Regions from separate parts of the Mus musculus genome. Here region 2 is linked to region 1. A link is a loop called in an ENCODE intact Hi-C map of the cell type or tissue named here. Cell type or tissue: heart. All regions are shown on one strand. Each heading gives the region's core, and the rest is flanking DNA. Links, peaks and the distances in the headings are about the cores only.

Region 1 (10,339 bases), core at 1,553-9,552:
CCCATAAGCCTTCAACAACCCTGTTCTTTTGTTAAACCCCATGGCATGTTTTGGTTATGATGCAGCCTCCACAGCCTCCTGGGTTGAAGTTTTGGTTCCCAGTTGATGGAATTTTGTTTGGCAGACACAAGAAATGTCAGAAGGTGGGGCTAGTTGGAGGAAGTAGGCCACTAGGAGGCCTTCAAAGATTATACCTGGTCCCAGGTGCCTTCTTCTTAATATATTTCCTGTCTACCTTGGGGCGAGTAGCCTTTGTCCTATGCTGTCACCATCTTGGTGTTACCCTTGATGCCACCTCAAATCCAGAATAGACGTATCTACTGTCCTCCACTGCGACTTCTGAGTATCTGGGACAAAATGTTTCTTTCCTCTTTTGGCCTGTTTATGCGAAGGATTGTATCACAGAGACAGAAGGTCTGCCTGGTCACCTCATCATCTATCCACACAAGTCAGATTTCAGGGCGAGCATCTGAGTGAGCAAATCAGTCCCCAATGTAGCAACTGGGATTTTGCTAAAAGTGTAGATTTTTTTGACTTTTTGTTTCAAACTCTCTGAATTAGAAAGCTGTGGTGTTTGTTACTTTAGAAGGTTTTCTTTATTTCAGGGGACCCCAATAGACTCACCAAAAACTACTAACCTAGAGAAACTCTTGACATTGAGGCCTAAAAAGATAATGAAAGGTTGTTAAATGAAGCAATCTTCTGTCCAGTACTGGTGAATTGTGGTGATGTGTTAATCCAATGTCATACTGTTCAGCACCAAACAAGACCTTATCCTGCCCTGGTTACATTTCAGAAACATCATAAAAGGAGTCAAAACACATCAGGTCCATGAATGAAACTCTGAATAAAAGGAAAATAAAGTTGTCTCAAAGTCCAAGCAACTTCCATCTATTCTATCATTGTAAGCATATAAATAAATGATAGCGCCTTAGTTACTTTTATTGACACGTTAAAATCATATCAGTAAAGATCATCAAAGGAAGTAATTTAAAGGAGAAATGGTTTATTCTAGTGCACAGATTAGGTTACAGTTCATCATGGAGGGGAAGCCAAGGGTGAAGGGGCTTAAAGCAGCATGGCACACTGTGCCCAGAGACAGGAAGCAGAGAGGATGCATTCAAGTGCCCGGGTAAGATTTTTATACAGTCCAGGATCCCTCACTCATCTTCATCCAGAAGATGGATCTCCCCACATCAATTAACATAATCATGGTAATTCCCTACAAACATGCCCAGGGCCCATCTTCCAGGTGCTTCTAGAGTCTGTTAAGTTGGCAATTAAGACTAACTGTCACAAACACATACTATGTGTGACTTGTGGTATAGTGTATAGAGTTGAATGTGTAGGTAGAGAAACTAGGAGAGAGGAGGGACTGTGTCAGGAGGTGAGCCACCAAAGGCTTTGTTACCATCAGCAGGGGTTTGTTTATTATTATTTTAAATAGATTTTATTTACATTTTTCATGCGATGTATTTTGATCATGTTTTCCCCCCTCTTCCAACTCCTCTGAGATCCTCCCTCCCTGCTGCATTTTATATGCCCTGCTCTCCTCAGCAGCTGAGTGGCAGGTATATTGGATCCACTATATTATCCTTTCATATGTAAAATTCATAATCATCCATTAATTTTTTAACAAAGCTTTTTTCCCCCCTCCAGAGCAACATTTTCCCCCTATCTTTGTTTGAACATCAAAACTCCCCATGCTTGCTAAGCGTCACCTGCCAGAGGGACAGCTGGGCAAACATTACCTTACAGTATGAATCAGTCCAATTCTCTGTACAAGCTAGAGGACAGCTGGGGTGTTCTAACCCACTTTGGTATTTGTGGATTCTCTATATATTTGAAGCCTCATCTCTCACATTTTATCCTGAAAATAACTCTGTGAGAGAGTGTGGTATTACTACTCCTCGGTAACTGATGGATAAAATCAAATTGTCTACCATATTTTTGAGCACCATACTCGGAGTCCCCATCAGTGAGAAGAATCTTGTACCCACGTCAGTGATCCTACAGTGGTCCCATGTGACAGCTGAGGGGAGCTGAGGAAGAGAGACATTAAAGACCTTGTTTATATCCATGGTTCTAATGTGTAGGGAAGACAGCAGTCAAAAGAAGAAAGAGAGCTGGTGCGTTGTGGTCCAGGATGTAGACCCAGAATCGCTTCCCCATGAAGTCTTCAAAGGGAAAGAGAATAGCATGCTCTCTCATACAAAAATAGTAGGTGTCCCTCTGAAGGGACAGTGGGTCCCAGGTCTCCAAAAGTATTACCAAAGGAAGTTCCCTTTAGCTTTTGTTGTTTTTTGGCCCTCTGCTCATGTGCTCAGTGCACTTGTGTGCTGGAATCACATAAAGATGGATTATGTGGCCAGGCAGTCTGTGTCATCAGCAAGCAGACAGGAGGTTCATATCCCTAAGCAGACAGCCACATTATACAAGCAAAGAAGGAAATGAATACATCGCTGCTGCCTGGCGTCCCCCAATGGGTAATTAAAACGACGCCACTGCTGTCTTCACTACATTCAAAAGTGTTTTAATTTGTATTTAGCCAGAGGCTTTCTAGCAACAGGAACATTTGTACAAATCTAACAAATAATTATAAATAAATAAAGTCTATGCTTCTGCTATTTGGGGGAACGTTTCCTTCAGGTAACACATTTATAAATCCACCTGTTTGACAATATGGAGTTAAAATAACAGTAGACTTTGAACTGGCTGTTTAAACGACAGTTGAAACAGTGTGTTTGTCAGCATAGAAATGAAAAAGAGCATCACTCAGGAGGTGATCCAGGCCCAGAGGTGCCATGGACGGTAAATGCTAAATTACACTAGACCCGGAATATAGCCAGGTATAACCAATGTAGGGGGAATTCAGATTAAAGAAGCCCCTACCATTTATAACTAAGGAGACGTGGAGACTCTAGGTGTCTCTAATGTGTTAGACAGCTGTGCTGATTGGTTTGTTTTTTTTTTTTTTCAACTTGACACAAACTAGAGACATTTGGAAAGAGGGAATCATAGTTGAGAAAATGCCCCCACCACATTGGACTGTGGGCAGATCTATGGGACATTTTCTTGATTGATGTGTCAGGGCTCAGCTCACTGTGGGAGGTGTCCTCCTGGAAGAGATGGTCTTGGATGCTATAAGAAAGCAGACTGAGCAAACCATGAAGGGAAAGCCAGTAAGCAGAACTCCTTCATGAGTTCTGCATCAATTCCTGCCTCCAGCTTCCTCCCTGGTCGAGTTCCTGTCCTGACTAACAACAGGTTTGGAGTATGCCATGGATCAAGTAGGTTTTGGTCAGGGTGTTTTAGTATAGCAATGGTTGGCCTACCTAGGACAACAGCTGTTCATCATCATCATCAATTGAGGAAGTGAAAGAATGAGGGATTCCTTATAGAAGCTAATGGCTAGTGCTCACTTTCTGGCTTAGGACTCTTCTTTCCCTAACTCTTCTCAAGTGTTTTCCATTCAGGCCATCATGGGAGGTTTCTTCACTCTGTAGTTTGGGGGAGTTTTTGAATGGCACTTGATATCTGGTTTTCTTCTTAGCTGACTTCATTTAGGGAAGGCAAAAATATTTTATTTTCACAGTATTGTTGGGTCACAAAAGCTCACTGGATCCCTTTCCTCTCCCGTCATGTTCAGATGACACACCAGTGCAAACCCCACATGTGAGCCTGTGCCTGGCATTTGTTGCTCTCTTATTTAGATCAAGACACCAGGAAGGCATTCCAAGCTGGTGTTACGGACTTAGATGGAAATTATTTCTTTACTATTTTTTTTAAAATTAAGAATTTTTCATAGAATACATTTTGGTCATATTTTTTCTCTTCTACAGCTCCTCACAGGTCCTTCACACCTCCTTAACACCCGACTTCACATTCTCTCTCTCTCTCTCTCTCTCTCTCTCTCTCTCTCTCTCTCTCTCTCTCTCTCTCTCCCTCTGTGTGTCTGTCTGTCTGTCTCTCTTAAAAGAAAACCAAACCCACCCCAAACAAACAAATAAACAAATAAACAAACAAGAAAAATACAAATAAAAACCAACAAGGCAAAACCTAAACAAAAATCCTGACTCTCCTGCATCCAGGCTTAGGGCCTGCCCTGGCATGTGTTTGATCTTGGATTTAAATGGTTGTTGCTGAGAGAATATGAGAAAAGAAATAATTGGTTCCACACATCAGACAGTGCTGAAGACCTCTTAGGATATGATAGGATCTTGTTCTTTAAAAGACCTAGAAGTATTTATAATTTCCTCTTCTCCTTAAAACATATTTTTCAGCCAGGCATGCTGGCACACTTTTTTTTTAATCCCAGAATTTGTAAAGCTGTGGGAGGAGGGTCCTACATTTCTCATCAGCCTGGGCTCCATCAACAACGTGAAGTTGCCTGGATGACAAAGTAATAACCTGTCTTAAAAAGTACAGTTTATGTTATCCCATAAGTATCATGAATATTTGCAGGGTAAACGTGATAGTTAAATGTATATGCACAAAATTGTTAGTGTTCCTAATTTATCAAATTATATGTATCTGATTCTTTACTCTGTATCCCACAAATATTTATTATTAAGATAATTAGTAAAAATAAACTTGTCATATTAGTAGACATAAAATAGAGAGAAATGAGCAGAGGGAGATCTTTCTCATATAATATATGTTAAATTTATAAAAGTCCATTGTCAGTAGGATGGGGAAGGGCTTCATGCCTTCCTGGACCTATCTGAGATGCTATGTGACTTTTAACTACAGGCTCCCTGTGTAGCAGAACCCCTGTAGGAGGGTCCTGATTTGCCTCTCTGATCCAATGGAGTCCTCTTGAACTTGACCTCCTTTATTACAATGTATATCAGGGTGGGAAGGAACAGGACTCTGGAGCCAGGTAATCTGAGTTACCATCAATTCTGCAGCTCCTCTCTGTGTTTTGTCTCCACACTAAATGATGGTGCTAATGGAGGAATAACTTTGAATGGTGGTTATCAACTATGTTACCATCACTGTTTACCTACATCCAGTTTGCTAAAAGCTGCCTTAGCTCAGTGGAATGCATTTCTTATCTGATGTAGCCTAGTCTTCCCAGAAGTCGTACTTATCTGCCCTGATTTATATTCTCTCTCCCTCTCCCGCCCTCCCTCCTTCCCCCTCTCTCTCTCCATCCCTCCTTCCATCTTTCCCTTGCCCCTTCTTTCCTTTCCTCCTTCCTTACCTCCCTCCCTCCCTTTCCCCTTCTTACTCAGCATTTACTATGCACCTGGCATTTGTCAGACAGATGTAGCTGACTCTAACAGAAGGGAAGGATAATAGTTTTCAGCTCTCAGGATCCACAGCCTAAAGACAGAGCGGAGGGAATGTTTGATTGTGATTCATCTTCGCAGCCCATTTTCCATCTTCATTATTGATACAATATCCTCAGCATGCAGTTTTATCCACAGTCTTTGGACAAGCCTCACATGTCCTCAGTTGACTACTTAGAAGCTGTGGTGGCCCCACTGGTTCCTACTTCTTTTTTTAGAACACCAATACCTGTTCATCCTTCCATAGTTCCCATGGATCCTCCCTTTCTTGGGCATGATTCTAGCTTTCCATTTTTTTCCAGGGTATCTGGAGAAGTCTAACTCAGCGAGGTTATTCTTCAGCATGTATCATTGGGTGCCTTATTGCTTGCCCAAGAAGAGGGTCAAACCCCTTAGGGGATTCTTTTTGTTTTAATCCCAGGGAAGAGTGGGTGTTGCCACTAAAGAATTCTGTTTCGTGGATTTGCTGTCCCAACCACTAGGTGTCACTATTCTACATAAATAAAACAGGAAAGACTTGGCCTTGGCACTGTGAAATTAAGTCTTTGGTTGGGGGATCTAGCAGGTTGAGGAACCCACTCATTCTGAAGTGTCAGGTAACAGCAAGCACTGTGCTCTCAAGCCTAGCTAGAGTGCAGGAATAGCCTGCATTAAAAGGCTCTGAAGTCCAACTATCAGACATGTAAATCCAGCTTCTGTCTATATCTGCATTGGTATTGATCCTTTTAAATAGTCTTTAAAGATTAACCTCTCAGAACAGACCTAATGTACTATAGAATGCAGGGAACAGATCACTTCATTATTAATATAGCTGTTTGGGAAGAAATATCTGATAGGATCAGGGCATCACATAAAACCTCACAAAAGAAAACCTCTTCCCTTTCTACAGGTGACCCTCTGTCTGGCAGAGAAATCATACATTGCCACTCAGAGGCAAATAATGAGATTGTTACTCTATTCTCTCCCCATTTTTTTAAAAAAAGAATTTTTGAATAGTTGTATCCGTTTAGGAGAATCTGCTGTGCTTCCTCAGCTAGGCATGAGGACAGATTAACAGGCAAAGGCAAGCGACCCTGCACCCTCTGGCAGCCAGCAGTTTCAGTAAGTCGGTGAGCTCTGTCCTTCTACCTCTGTTACAAAGAAGCAGTTTCTGAAGCATGGCGCTGCGTTCCAGTGTTTATACAAATTCAGGGGCCTTGCTGACCAGCATATACAGCCCTGCAGTGTTTACTGTGTGATAAAGTGTTAAATGGGAGTCTAGTCAACCACACGAGGGTCTGGATAGGCTGTCCTGCCTTTGACATGCTCCTTCTGGGGGAACATCTAATTTTCTAGGCAAGGGTATGGCCACAAAAGCCAGAAAGCATCTACTTTGATGGAATTGCACTGGACTCTTTTAAGGCGGATTCAATCCCCTACATAAAGACCAACACTAATGGTTTTAAAGCAGAAAGTACAGGCAGAGATGAGACTGTCTGATTAACAGTTCCACCATACAGCATCTCTGTGCTGTGACCCCACGGTGGGTTCAGATTGATCCGCTGAGTAACACTATGCACACTGATCAATGCAAACCTACACATTATTTTCAGTTCTTTTCTCTTACAACATGGCAGGGCATCTTTGACCATCTGCTCATGCCTGATAGCACACTGGTACGTAACAGAGACTGTAGAGGTCAGGTGCCTGCCTCCCTTCCTTTAAATTCCTCTGACACAAATGTCCTGAAAAGGGTTTTTGAGAAACCAGTTGTTACACATATCTGGCAGAAAGCTTTGGTTATTGCTGTAGAAATTTCAGTGGGCTCAAGATTCTCTCTGACTATTTCAAAAAGAGGCCAGTTGTAATCCACACAGTGTGGACCTGTGGAATCAGGCTAGAATCTTGACAGTTTGTAGGATTTTTGTTTTGTTTTGTTTTTGTTTTGTTTGTTTTTAAAGCAATAACAAATAGATTGTTGGTCACTATGTAACTTCCTAGCAGCCTAGGGTTCTCATGTTATCAGGTTCTATCATATGATAATGGTAAAAATAATGTAATATCAGTTTTTTTTTGGAATAGAAAAAAAGTTTTTTTCCATAAAGGGCATTTTGAAATGGGTCATTAACTCATTTTATTAGTACATTAATGCTTTGAGTGCTGTAAAGAAATAATGTATCAACCTACTAGGGCTACCATTGATGCAATAAAGAGTAGCACCCAGTGTAAACTGTCACTCATCTCCCCAGCTTGGCTTAAATAAATAACACGAAACCTTTGTGGTTGCGAGCTGCACCCAAATATTTGTACATGGTTGAATTTGTGCCGGATTCAGTTCATGAGCCATTTGTGGTCAAGTAGGATTTGAGTGGGGGGTGGGGTGGGGAGCAGCAATCATAATTAGCCAAATAAACTTTGTATTTAATTCTCATAATGTTTAATCCTTCAGCCAAATTCCAAACTAGGGTCAATGTCATATAGCCTCTTGTGTTCCAAGCAGGGTCTAAATCATCATCTAGTCTATGAGTTTCCTATGTAGGTGGAATAATATAGATTAAGACATGCATCAGTGGGTGGCGTGGGGAATATTTATTCAATATGCTTGTCCTGTTCTTATAAGCAAAAATGTGGTCCTCAATTCAGAGCTGTGACGAAGGGGACAGGATTACTGGTGGGTAAGCATCCTAAAGACATTCTGATGAAGGCTAGTAATCAGTACAAATTGTAACAGCCGTAGAAGGCGTTGCTCTGCAGATGGCTTTATTCTTGAGCACTCAGAACCATCTGGCACTTTGGGGCTGAGCCCAGCTCCACCGCGGCAAGAACCCATATTTGCTCTGCATTGGCACAGACTCCAGAGTCAATGGCTCCTTGACATTTTGGACTCTCCGTCATATGGCAAGTCCAGCTGCAGAGCCTGCTCTTTCCACCGTGCAGGGAAGTGGCTCAGATGAGGTTGCCTTTTGTTGAAGAAAAGGTCACCTCAGGGAGTCTGGAAGCCTTGGCTTAGATTTGTAAATTACACAAGGCACTGTGGACCATTTCTGGTAGATTTAGCGAAGTACTTGCAGTATTGAGGAATATAAGCATTTTACACGCAAAGATCTGAGCTTATGTTAATATATTGGGCAATTACTGATACGTTCAAACAGCAGAGGCTTTCTTCAATCTGCTTCTTTTTTTTTTTTTAACTTATAATAAGCCTTAATCAACACTAGAGCTGGGCAGATATCTACCCTCTAAGCTATTAGAATCTATAACCCCAAATTATAATTCACCATGTTCCATCTGGGCCGCTCTTAACTTCAATTGGCCAGTTCTCATGGCTATGCTTTACGATTTTCCTCTAACCCATGGCATCTTCCTTCTTGCCTTCTCTTTCTCCTCATGATTCTCCTCAGTACTCAAGCCAGGGAACCTCAAACCCTGCCTATCTCAATTCTGCTCAGCTATAGGCTGTAGGCATCTTTATTCCCGAATCAGGGATAACTGGGGGGGGGGGGGGTGGCAAGGTCACATAGTGTCACTTGGGTCTATGTGCAGATTCTCTAGTCCTTGGGAGCAATCAGGTCTTAGGGGCCAATATTTTACAATATAGCAAAAGACCAAACTTCAACCCAGACTCATACAACTTAAAGCTCTTACCCCCGTGCCAAGCTTTATTAGGTCCATTCCACATCATCACAGCCCAGACTTAGCAGGGGAAGTTCCAGGGCCATCAACACTGCTCTTCATATCTCTTATCTTATAATATCTTGTATAGATTTAGACTATCTGAAGGATCACACTATACTGTGCTTTTTTTTTTCTTTCTACTGAAAGACTGTGATATTTCTGAAGTAAGCAAACTGTGTGTTCACTTTTCTTCCTAGAATCCAGGACTTGAGGTAGATATCTTAGGTATTCAGTAGATTAACTGATTAATCCTGATGCTTTCTTTGGGTTTGTGCATCATAAGAAAGCCAATCGACTATGGTTTCAAGACTGGGATTCTAGAAATGAGCATTTTTATTTATCTATGTTTATTACAATGCGTGGAGATGAGCATCCTTTTAGGACTATTTGACCATGTTGATACAGTCTTCCTGCTACTCTTTCCCAGGTGAATCAGCAACTTGAAAGTGTTTTGGCTCCAGTGGTTCCTAAGTCATGTGATTTTTGAGCTAGATATTATTCTAGATGTTATTCTCTGAAACTTCAATTTCTTCACCTCTAAAATAGGGTAATAATACCTAATCTTCTCTGAGGTAGTGTACTTTATGAAATTAACATATAAAGAGAGAACACTGTGACTAATATTCTAAACCACTTACCAGGTCTTGAGAAGAAGGCTGCTCCTGCCTACTACCTCTGCAGCATAAGTTTCACTAATCTCTCCCTGAGACCACTTTCTTCCTGGAAAACAGGACATCATTCCAGTTATCCACTGCTGTCTATGATCTATCCTTAGAGGGCTGAAATGACCCTTCATGATTTCCCACAGTTCTACATTTTGACTCAGCACGACAAGTCTCCTTTGCGGTTTCTTAGGCAGTACCCATGGCAACCTCTGGAGGCTGGAGACTAACTCGTGCTGTTGGGAATAGACCTTCTGCTGGGAGCTGTTCATTGGAGACCCCCCAGGAACTTTCTCCATATTCTCATAGCTAGGTGGTCTTTGCCATATGTCATTTTCATAGGAGAAAGCTTGAAGGAAGTTGTACTGTATATGAGCCAACCCTTAAACGTCCACACCATCCTGTTGGTCAGAGCTGCATCTGGGGCCAGTTGGGTGTGAATACTGTGAGGTGTGGTTCCTGGTAGGGAACACTGTTAGAGGCTGTGTTCTGAGACTGGTTAATTCCACCAGCTCAGCTTCTTTCAGATAGCGTGTGGGGATCTGTCTTATGATTATCTATATTTAATAACCCCAATCAGGTTCATCCTTGCCGTCATGGCTGTTAATGGATTCGGTTACTCATATGGCAGCCTGCAGCAGTGGCATGCACAAGTATCTGATTATCATGCGAATCTTGAACTGCATTGCCATCCCAAGAAAGTGACTATTCAGTGCAAGGTGATCGCCT
Region 2 (10,339 bases), core at 1,345-9,344, 1.1 Mb after region 1:
TGCTACATGAGATCTCGGGTACATGAAGTTCAAGTGCAAAATCTATAGAGCCAAGGTCAAACATGATTGACAAGGGGTGAGAAAAACCCTTCCAAACTCATGGCCTTAGCCTCTATTTTCACTGGGGAGTGGTTACACAGGTGTCTATGATTCCCTAACCCCAATGGACTCCATGTTTAAGGTCTTAGCATCTTACTGCTTGTAAACTGTACCTCATTTTGCTCAGATGCCTTTGAAGTATCTGTCTGTCTCTGAAGCTGTGAGAGAGTCCACCATGGCATGTTTCTGGTGAGAGCCTAAGTCTAGCAGCAGGTCTCTGGGAAGCAAGGCAGGAGCACCTGTCCTCTTGCAAGTCCAGCCATGCTCCATGTTGACACGCCAGGAAAGATGTTCTCAAAACAAAAACAAGAACAAAACAACACTTGCACTATCAAAGGACCAGAAGTAATATAAAATCACGCTCAGAAAGGAAGGGTAAATGAATAACAGAACAGACCAGCAGTTGTTAGAACTAGTAAGGGAGGCCACAGGCTGATGAGAAATGAGGAACCACTGTGTCAGAGAAGGAGAGAGAGAGAGAGAGAGAGAGAGAGAGAGAGAGAGAGAGAGAGAGAGAGAGAGAGAGAGAGAGAGAGAGGTGATCAAGGAGCATGTACATGTAGGAAAATGTCATGATGAAGCACAGCACATACAATTAGCATACCAGGAACAAACAGCATCTAATGCAAGACTTGTGAGCTTCTATGGCAGATGTAAGCTGCTGCTTTGGCCAGTCTGTCAGTGGAGGAATGAATGTGCCATGGAATATTATTGAAAAGTACATGGAAGACTGGGCTGGCTGTCATCTCTGGGCACAGAGGCTGATAGGCTGGGTGGAGGAGACTTGGAGGGGGAGTACATTCTCTCTATATTGCTTCTCTTTAAATGTGTGTGTGTGTGTGTGTGTGTGTGTGTGTGTGTGTGTGTGTGTGTGTGTGTTGCACGTATGTCTATGGTCTGTGCACTACTTGCCTGCCTGGTACCTGTGGAGGTAAAAAGTGTATGTCAGATCCCTTGGAACTGGAGTTACAGATGGTTATAAGCTGCCTTGTGATTGCTAGAAATTGACCGCAGGTCCTCTGGAAGGGCAGCCAGTGCTCTTAACTACTGAACCATCTCTTCAGCCCTTGTACTGCTTCTTTTGTTGTATGAGAGGCTGTGTTTTGTTTTGTTGGTTTGCTTTTTCTAAGTAGGTTTATTATGTAAAACAAAAACTCCTTTAAAAGCAAAGAAGTCTGATATTTGAGGGATGGTTGGGAAAATATACTTTCCTTGGGATCTGAGCCAGAAGTCTCTGAGCCCATCAATCCTGGACACTGCTGGCTCTACCTTAAGCAAGCCTCCATCCTTACCTCTCTGTCACCATCCAGTCTCCCCTTCAAGACTCCCCTTACCTATACTTTCCCAGACATCACTGTCCCTCACTTCTTAGCATGCAAATTAGTAGGTTTGCATGGTTTTCCCCAAGCAAATTAGAATCACAATAGGGTTCATTCCACCAAACTGAAGCTCCCAAATAAGAATGTAATTTCCAGATGCCTTGAGACACAGAGTATTAAATGTTTAGTTTATAAATGGCCCAAAGCTGTGCCCAGCCTTGAAACATAGCTCCTTGTTGAGCAGGTGTAGACAGCTGGCACCCAGTCCCCAAAGGAAACTTCCTGATCATCGGGTTAACTACAATGAAGTGCTGGGCTGTGTCCAAGATGGCCTCCTGGGTACTTCACACCCTCTAATGGCTGAGTCACCTCTCTCAGCAACCAGTTTAGGGTTAGTGGCTGTGGTGGTCGGAATAAGTATGGCCCCCATAATGTGTGCATGCTTGTCCCACAAGGAATGGCACTGTTGGGAGGTATGGCATTGGGGTAGGTGTGTCCTTGTTGGAGGAAGTATGTCACTATGGGGGGTGGGGGGGCTTTGTGGTCCCTTATAGGCTCAGACTATGCCCAGTGTAGAACACTGTCTCTTTCTACTACCTGCAGATCAATATGTGGAACTCTCGGCTTTTCCAGCACAATGTCTGCCTACATGCTGCCATGCTTCCCAACGTGATGATATTGGGGTAAACCTCTGAAACTCTAAACCAGCCCCAATTAAATGTTTTCTTATAAGAGTGTCTCTGGTCATGATGTCTCTTCACAGCAGTCTAACCCTAAGACACTAGGGCTACTGGGAGCATGTGGGGCAATGGTCCTAAGCCTTGTCTGAGAATTGCTATTACTTCCTCTCTGTTTGCCCTCTCTGGGCTTCCAGCTATCCTCCAAATATGCTAGGTCAGTGATTGTCAACATGTGGGTCATGATCCCTTTGGGGGTCATATATCAGATATCTTGCCTATCAGCTATTTAATGGTAGTAAAATTACAGTTATGAAGTAGCAATGAAATAAATCTTGGCTGGGGGTCACCACAACAGGAGGAACAGTATTCACTGGGTCACAGCATTAGGAAGCTTGAGAGCCAGTGCCCTAGGTCATCCTTGGGACCTTCCAGCAGGATTCACCAAAATTCAACTTCAGTTATAATCTTTTTGAAAAGTATTTTACAGTCAAAGAAAAATAAACAGCCAGGAAGGATTTATGAAAAAAAATAAATTTAATTCTAAAGAAATAATACATTTCCTTTTGTGCTTGCAAACTGACACAGCACTGGCACAGATGACGTAGCTGGCCCAGCACTGGCACAGCTGGCACAGCTGGCACAGCTGGTATAGCACTGGCACAGCTGGCACAGCTGGCACAGCTGGTATAGCACTGGCACAGCTGGCACAGCTGGTATAGCACTGGCACAGCATTGGCACAGCTGACATAGCTGACATAGCACTGGTAGAGCACTGGCACAGCATTGGCACAGCTGGCACAGTATTTGACACAGCACTGGCATAGCTGGCCCTGGTTAGAATCAGAAGCTCAGGATCCTCTGTCACTGTTTACCCAAAATCAGAATTGCAGCAAGATGATGTGTTTGCTCTGAGCCCCCAAGAGACATGCTAGCATCTTACCAGAAGCTTTAGAAAGGGCTCCTTTGTGTCTTCAATCTGGCCAAAGTGGGTGGCACATGCCAAGGGGACTCTGGACATCTAGATAATGCCAACGTCAGGCTAGTGGCACAACCTAGCACTGGTGTGAGGGCTTTGGAGGGTTGGGACTGAGGCCACATGGAGAGTTGACTTACTGCTTCCAAGTGGAAATGCAGGGTCTGCCTTGTTACTTCAAATGATTTGTCACTTTAGAGTCACCCTGTGGGACCAGATACCTATGTCAATTCCCTCGATGACAAAGGCATCATCACACATTTTAAGGTAAAATGTACCAGCATTTTAAAAAACCTAGAGGAAAAAATAAACTTGATATGCTCCAAATACAAAGGGGAAAGAGTCTTTCAGCGGTGGGATAAGCCCTAGAAGTGAAGCTGGGGTGTTCAACACTGGAGGGAGGGGCAGACCACCTGTCATTTATGGGTAAACAATGGAGAAACACAAGAAGCAAGGTGGAGCCTTGCCTTGCTCTGCTTCTGTGACCTGAGGTAAGCTGTCTCATCCTTCTGCACCCATCTCTTCACCTATAAAGGTGTATGATTTGTATCCTAGAGGCCAAATCCACGAGTGATACAGTGAGGCACTTTGAGCAATGTCAAATAAACACTTAAAACTGGCACTGTGCACACCTCTTGCTCCTGCTAACTTCCAACCCACATTGAACTCTTACCATGAGTTCCCCAGACTTCCTCTCTAACAAATTCTCCAAATGAATATGCACATAAGATGTGTGGTAGCTATGCTTCTGAGGCCTCTCCCTGAAGGTTGTTTGAGCCTGTCTTAACCCAGCATCAGCCAGCAGGGTACACCTAAATCCTTGCCTTCTTTGAAGCCTGCGTTCCCAAGTCTATTCTGCACTGAAGATCCTTCAAATGCTGCACAGTTTCAAAGCAGATCCATTTATTTGTTCAACAGATCTATCAGGTATCTCCAGTGTCCCGAGAATACCTTACAGGTACAGGTATGGATAAGATACCTGACTCTCAAATTACCCAAGGAGCTAAAGGGAACTGCAACCCTATAGGTGGAACAACAATAGAACTAACCAGTACCCCGGAGCTCTTGTCTCTAGCTGCATATGTATCAAAAGATGGCCTAATCGGCCATCACTGCAAAGAGAGTCCCATTGGACTTGCAAACTTTATATGCCCCAGTACAGGGGAACCCCAGGGCCAAAAAGGGGGAGTGGGTGGGTAGGGGATTGGGGGGCTGTGTATGGGGGACTTTTGGGATAGCATTGAGAATGTAAACGAGGAAAATACCTAATAAAAAAATAAATTTAAAAAAAAAAAGATACCTGACTCTCAGGGTGTTGTTTTTGTAGGCTCATGGAGGAATTGGTTATGCCACACAAGAACATAACTAACAGGATAATGTTGGAGCCCAGTAAAGATCACCAATTTGGGGTCAAAATGAGAGCACCCATTTCAAGGCCCCCTCCTGCTACACTCCTAGGCAGAACGGTTTGAAGTACCTCATTTTGACTGAAGGGTGAATCCCTGGGTGTTTTCAACAGTCATCTTCTTTTTAAATTTGCTTATTCATTTGCCCGTTTAATTATTTATCCCACAAGTATATGTTAAGGCCAAAGATTCTTCTGCCCAGCACCGGGAACTCAGAGTGGAACAGACCTAGTCCCTACCTACATGAGACAAAACTTCCCCATTGGTTAGCAGAGCTATTCCAGTCAGATCAGCTGGGATACCAGGTGCCCTGATAGTGTCGGCTGACATTGAAGAATTTTAAAGGCTGAATAGAAAATGTCCAGGCTTCATTTCTGAGGCAAATGCACAGAGATGGAAACTTCCTTCCAGTAGCTGCAGGGAGGACAGGGTAGCTTCAGAGTGTGGAGTGGGGCAGGGAATACAGAAAATGAGGGCTGGGACAAGAGGTAGCTTGTGGAATACTTGGGTGAGATATACAGCCTGGACCTGGAGAAGGAAGGAAGAGGGTGGTGCAGGAAACAACTCTGGGTTCTGCCATCCTTGAGAGAAGTACCCACATATGTGCCAGAGTCATCCATTATCCACTCCTGGCCCCTGGTGGGCAGACATGCACATAACCAGCATCACCACCATAGGAAGGAATGGAGCGTACAGTAGCTGAAATTGTGCACATCTTCTGACGGAGCTGTTGAGTTGGTAAAGTTCTTTCACCTGATTTAAAAGTCAAGTCACAAGTTCAGAAAGTCAGGGAAGATTCCCCTCCTCCCACGGTGCAACACTGCTTCCCTCTCCGGTCATCCATCTGCATGCGATCCATCTGCCTCCTCTCATCTCCTGTCCGTATCTATTGGTATTTTTCTATAAGCTGTCCAGAGTCTCAAGCACACACATGTTCAGTTGCCTGGACTTTTAACATTTGTGCTATTGAAAAATGGACTTTAGGGAAGTAAAGCTATAGTCAGTTTTGCATTACAAAGAGTTCTGTTCCATAGCCCTGTGGGGAAAGGTCTACAGAAGGCGGTCCTACAGGTGGGACCAAGAGAACAATTGGGCAGTTCACATGGGGATTTGAACTGAGCAATTGATGGAGAAGATCGGTGAGAATAAGTTCTGGCATTAGAATGTTCATACTCAGTGACTCACAGCATGTGAGGGGGAGACAGGGAGATGCTCTGTAGGAGCTGCGGGGTATGAAAGTGGGCACAGGAAGCCAGAGTTAGAGAGAAGCACATGAGCTGCACAAAATGTGGTAGAAAAGGGAGTCCTGGAGTGCAAGGTGTAGACTTCTGGGAGCTGTCGTTGCTGAACCAGGAGTGATAGACCAGCTCACCAATCAGGAAGAGGGGCTGAGATGTCAAGAGAACACCCATTCCCAGAGTGCTCTAGAAATGGAGCCTACCAGAGAAGCAGAGAAAGAGCTGATCGGGAGAATACAGCGTGAGGTTCAGAGAAAATCTGAGGAGCCCACCAACCAGGTCAGAAGAGCAGGAGGGTCAGCAAGGTATAGACATTCACTGGTGACATTTCCAAAGCAGTTTCAGACACCACTGCGAAGATAAGGAGGCAGAGACAGTATCTCAGGCTAATTTTAAATCGATGTTTTTATTGTGGGGGAGGGGCAATGAAAGATCAGCTTTCTGCCATGGGCTGCTTATAGAAACACCAGGGAGACGTCTCAGAAGCCTGTTGATGTCAGGCTCCGCTCAGCTGCAGCACGCTGCTCTTTTATTGTTTTCAGATGCAGTGCAGGCACCTGATCTTAAAACCTCCTGAGGTGGTACAGAGACGGCTGCTGAAGCTCAACAGAGGCAAAGTGGGACATGGAGGGACCGTGGTTATCAAACTGATTTTTCCAAAGTGGGAGAAATTCTCCAGCATTTGGAGACCATCATGACAAAAGTAAAGAGGCAGAAAGGACGTACAAAGACGCTGCGTGGGAGGGAGGAGTCAGTGTTCATGGTCCAGCTTGGGGGAGGAGTCGGTGTTTATGGTACAGCTGGAGGGGAAGAAAAGTCAGTCTCTATGGTACAGCTGGGGGAGGAGTCAGTGTCCATGGAACAGCTGGGGGGAGGAGTCAGTGTTCATGGTACAGCTGGGGGAGGAGTCAGTGTTCATGATACAGTTGGTGGGGAGGAAAGAGTCAGTGTTCATGGTACAGCTGGGGGAGGAGTCAGTGTTCATGGTCCAGCTTAGGGGAGGAGTCAGTGTCCATGGTACAGCTGGGGGAGGAGTCAGTGTCCATGGTACAGTTGGAGGGGAGGAAAGAGTCAGTGCCTATGGTACAGCTGGGGGAGGAGTCAGTGTCCATGGTCCAGCTTAGGGGAGGAGTCAGTGTCCATGGTACAGCTGGGGGAGGAGTCAGTGTTCATGGTCCAGCTTAGGGGAGGAGTCAGTGTCCATGGTACAGCTGGGGGAGGAGTCAGTGTTCATGGTCCAGCTTAGGGGAGGAGTCAGTGTCCATGGTACAGCTGGGGGAGGAGTCAGTGTTCATGGTCCAGCTTAGGGGAGAAGTCAGTGTCCATGGTACAGTTGGAGGGAAGGAAAGAGTCAGTGCCTATGGTACAGCTGGGGGAGGAGTCAGTGTCCATGGTACAGCTGGGGGAGGAGTCAGTGTCCATGGAACAGCTGGGGGAGGAGTCAGTGTCCATGGTACAGCTGAGGGGAGGAGTCAGTGTCCATGGTACAGCTGGGGGAGGAGTCAGTGCTCATGGTCCAGCTTAGGGGAGGAGTCAGTGTTCATGGTACAGTTGGAGGGGAGGAAAGAGTTAGTGTCCATGGTACAGCTGGGGGGAGGAGTCAGTGTCCATGGTACAGTTGGAGGGGAGGAGTCAGTTTTCATGGTACTGGGGAGGGAGAAGGAGTCATTGTTCATGGTACAGCTTGGGCAGACAGGGTATCAGAGGGTACTCTTCCCTTCTGAGGGGAGAAGAAAGAAGGGAGGAAGAAGATGTTCACAATAGTGATGCAGAAAGAGCATTTTTTTTCTCCTAGTGACAATTTCCTTTATGACCAAATGGATGGTTAGTTTGTGTCTTAGTCCACTTTGTTGCTATAAGAATGTGACTGAAGCTGGGTAATTTGTAAAGAAAACAGCAAGTTTATAGTTCCTGAGGTTCCCCGGGCAGAGGTGGCACACGCCTTTAATCCCAGCACTTGGGAGACAGAGACAGGCGGATTTCTGATTTCTAGGCCAGACTGGTCTACAAAGTGAGTTCCAGGACAGCCAGGACTACACAGAGAAACCCTGTCTTGAAAAGAAACAAAAACAAACAAACAAACAAAAAATAGTTCCTGAGGTTCAAAAGCATGGCACTGGCTCCAACTGGGGGTCTCTTGACCCAATGGGGAAAAGGAAAGAAAGGTTACAAGTGAAGAAAGGGAGCAAGGGACCAAGGAAGGTCCCAGCGGACTCTATAGCAAGCTACTCTCCAAAGACCTAACCCAGTCCTCAAAGAACTTTAATATCACCTGGGACCTTGTAATAGACTCTGCCTCTCAGAAGTCCCACTACCTGTCTCCTCGCGCATGAACTTGGCTCCCAAACCCCATCTCACTTTGTAGCAGTTGGCTAAGAGGCAGAGGAAGCAGGAACGGCTTGCTAAATAAGAAAAGTTAGAAACCATGCTTCAGTGACCCTCCTGAATAAATCATTCTCAACTCTGTGTAAACTTTAGGGGAAGGTAAATTCCAGGAGGGTGGGCCCTCTCTCCCAGTGTCAGTCACTGTCCTGCCCAGGTCTACTCCACACATTCAATAATAGCAAGAGGAAAGGTACCTCTGGGCTGCAAGAAGATGGATTTTAGAAGAAATGAGAGCTCTCTAGGTGGTAGAAGGGGATTAAATTCTTCATTTGGGGAAGAGGGTGCAATCCAGGTGCTGGGGAGACTCCTTTTTATAGTAGAATCACTCAACAGGGACCAAGCTGCTTCACAGGGTAATTAGCTCCCAATATTCTAGGAGGCTTGATGTTGAGAGGAAAGATGGGCAGAGGTACCCAGGAATCTGTAGGTCTCAAAACACTCACCTGCATTGCCTGCCTCTGAGGGAGGCCACGTGGCCTCCGCCACATGGGCACTGCTGCTCCGCGGGCTTACCAAATTGCCTTGCTTTATTTAAAAGCCAAAGAGGAAAACAAACCCCAGCCCAAGGAAGAAGCAATTTTGGCATTAAATAAAAGGAATGTTTTTATCCTGCAATGAAAACGCTGTGATCTTGGAACACAATTTGCATAAACAGACAGTTTGGCTGTAAACAACCTCACCAGTAACTGGTATTTACATATAGAACAACTCAGTCAAAACCCAATTAAAGGCTCTGATGGATTGGGGACTGTCAAAACATTTAAAAGGCTTCGCAGCAGCCTGGCGATTTATACGCCTCAGTTGGACCAGGAGCTCTCGATTGTCCGCCCAGCTGCTCTTTTCCTTGCCTCAGCCTTCTACAGACCCAGCGATCACCAGAACATTCCTCACGTCAGCAGCCTGGCCGCCATGTAGGGGAAAGAGTTCTAAGCCAGCTGCTGGCCTTGGGGACTTTGCTTTGACCTAGCAACACGGAAATACAGACCAGATCGTAGTGTCTGACTTGAATAGAGAAAGCAGGGAGGAAAGTCCTCATGTGAAATTTGGGCATAAAGTTATCTGGGGGAGGTTTTAAAGATACCTCAATCAGTACAATTCTTACAAGTATGAGGATCCGAGGTCAGATCTCCAGACCCCCACATAAGAAGCCAGGGACATCAAGTGCTGTGATCCCTGTGATAAGCGCTGGGACTGCAAAGACAAGAAGGTCCCCCGGACTAGACAGACTGGCCAAATCAGTGAGCTCTAGATTCTCAAAGCAATCAAGTAAGACATCCAACAGTAATGTCTGGTCTTCACACACATGTGCAAATACATACATAACCACTTGTACCTACAGCACACACACACACACCCTGGAGAATACATGTCTGATGAAGCTATAGGCCATCATCATGGCTGAGGTTGGACACAATGGTCCCAGATGCTGATACTCTCAAGCAAACCCTTGAAGAGCATGACAGCAGAACAGGGCTCTCTGCTCATGAACAAGAGTCAAGGACTAAACTTAGCACAAAAGCTAAGCCAGTGTGCTGAGAAATCAGGGGTATCCTTGATGGGAGGAGAGGACTCTCGAGGCTCAAGTTTCCAAGGGTCGAATGGAAGTGGCCATGCAAGAGCAATGGCATAGTTAGGACAAGGGCTTCCAAAGTGCTGTGCTAGGCACACCTAGGGCAAGGGAAGCCTTTAGGAGATGCAGGTTCATAGAAGTTGGGCAGCCTAGAGTTTAAGGATAGAGGCCTGCTTCCCGGGGAGAATAGCTGTAGAAGTCACGGGTCATTAGTGATGTCTAGGAGAGGAACTTCTGTGGGCTTTCATGTTGAGAGCTGCAACTGGCACCCTTGTGGCCAAGCAACACAAAGCAAGCTTTGATATACGGGTGGAAAAAGAAGATGAAAAGGACAGAAGAAGAAAAACATGAAAAGCAACAGAAGAAAGAGAAGAGGGGAAGCAAGGACAGAGCAAGGGTGGGGGAGGTGACTGTGAGCTCTAAAACTTTCCACAAGCTATGTCCTGACAGCCCAATGAAGTGTCGCTGACTCTCCAGAAGGTTCCAGAGCTATACTGACTCCCCAGAAGGATCCAGGGCTACACTTCTGATTTCTATTCTAGGAACATTGAAAGGAGAGAGTCTGCTCTTTGGACTCCTAACTCTTCTCCTCCGCAAACCCATCTGTCTTGGCACTGTCTAGAGCAATGGTTCTCAACCTTCCTAATGCTCAGACCCTTTTGTTATGGT

The links. A loop is a pair of places that touch in the nucleus more often than their neighbours do. Peaks named below come from ENCODE experiments on the same cell type or tissue, not always from the same donor. Only the 100,000 strongest peaks of a DNase experiment are listed, where the experiment ranks them.
Region 2: it touches region 1 in a loop (22-fold over the local background); 10 of 42 quality-filtered maps call a loop at or near these places.

The regions. Positions count from the first base shown.
Region 1 is chr7:124,123,403-124,133,741 of GRCm38, forward strand. All of the region lies in intron 1 of Hs3st4 (heparan sulfate (glucosamine) 3-O-sulfotransferase 4), which reads left to right. Among named protein-coding and RNA genes, the nearest start is that of Gm25759, 18 kb to the right of the region's middle. In heart, for the core only: a CTCF peak has its summit at 5,773 (motif pointing right); a DNase peak (open chromatin) is centred at 8,129.
Region 2 is chr7:125,176,644-125,186,982 of GRCm38, forward strand. No RefSeq gene overlaps it. Among named protein-coding and RNA genes, the nearest start is that of Gm30501, 29 kb to the right of the region's middle. In heart, for the core only: a CTCF peak has its summit at 5,130 (motif pointing left); no DNase peak of the experiment used is centred there.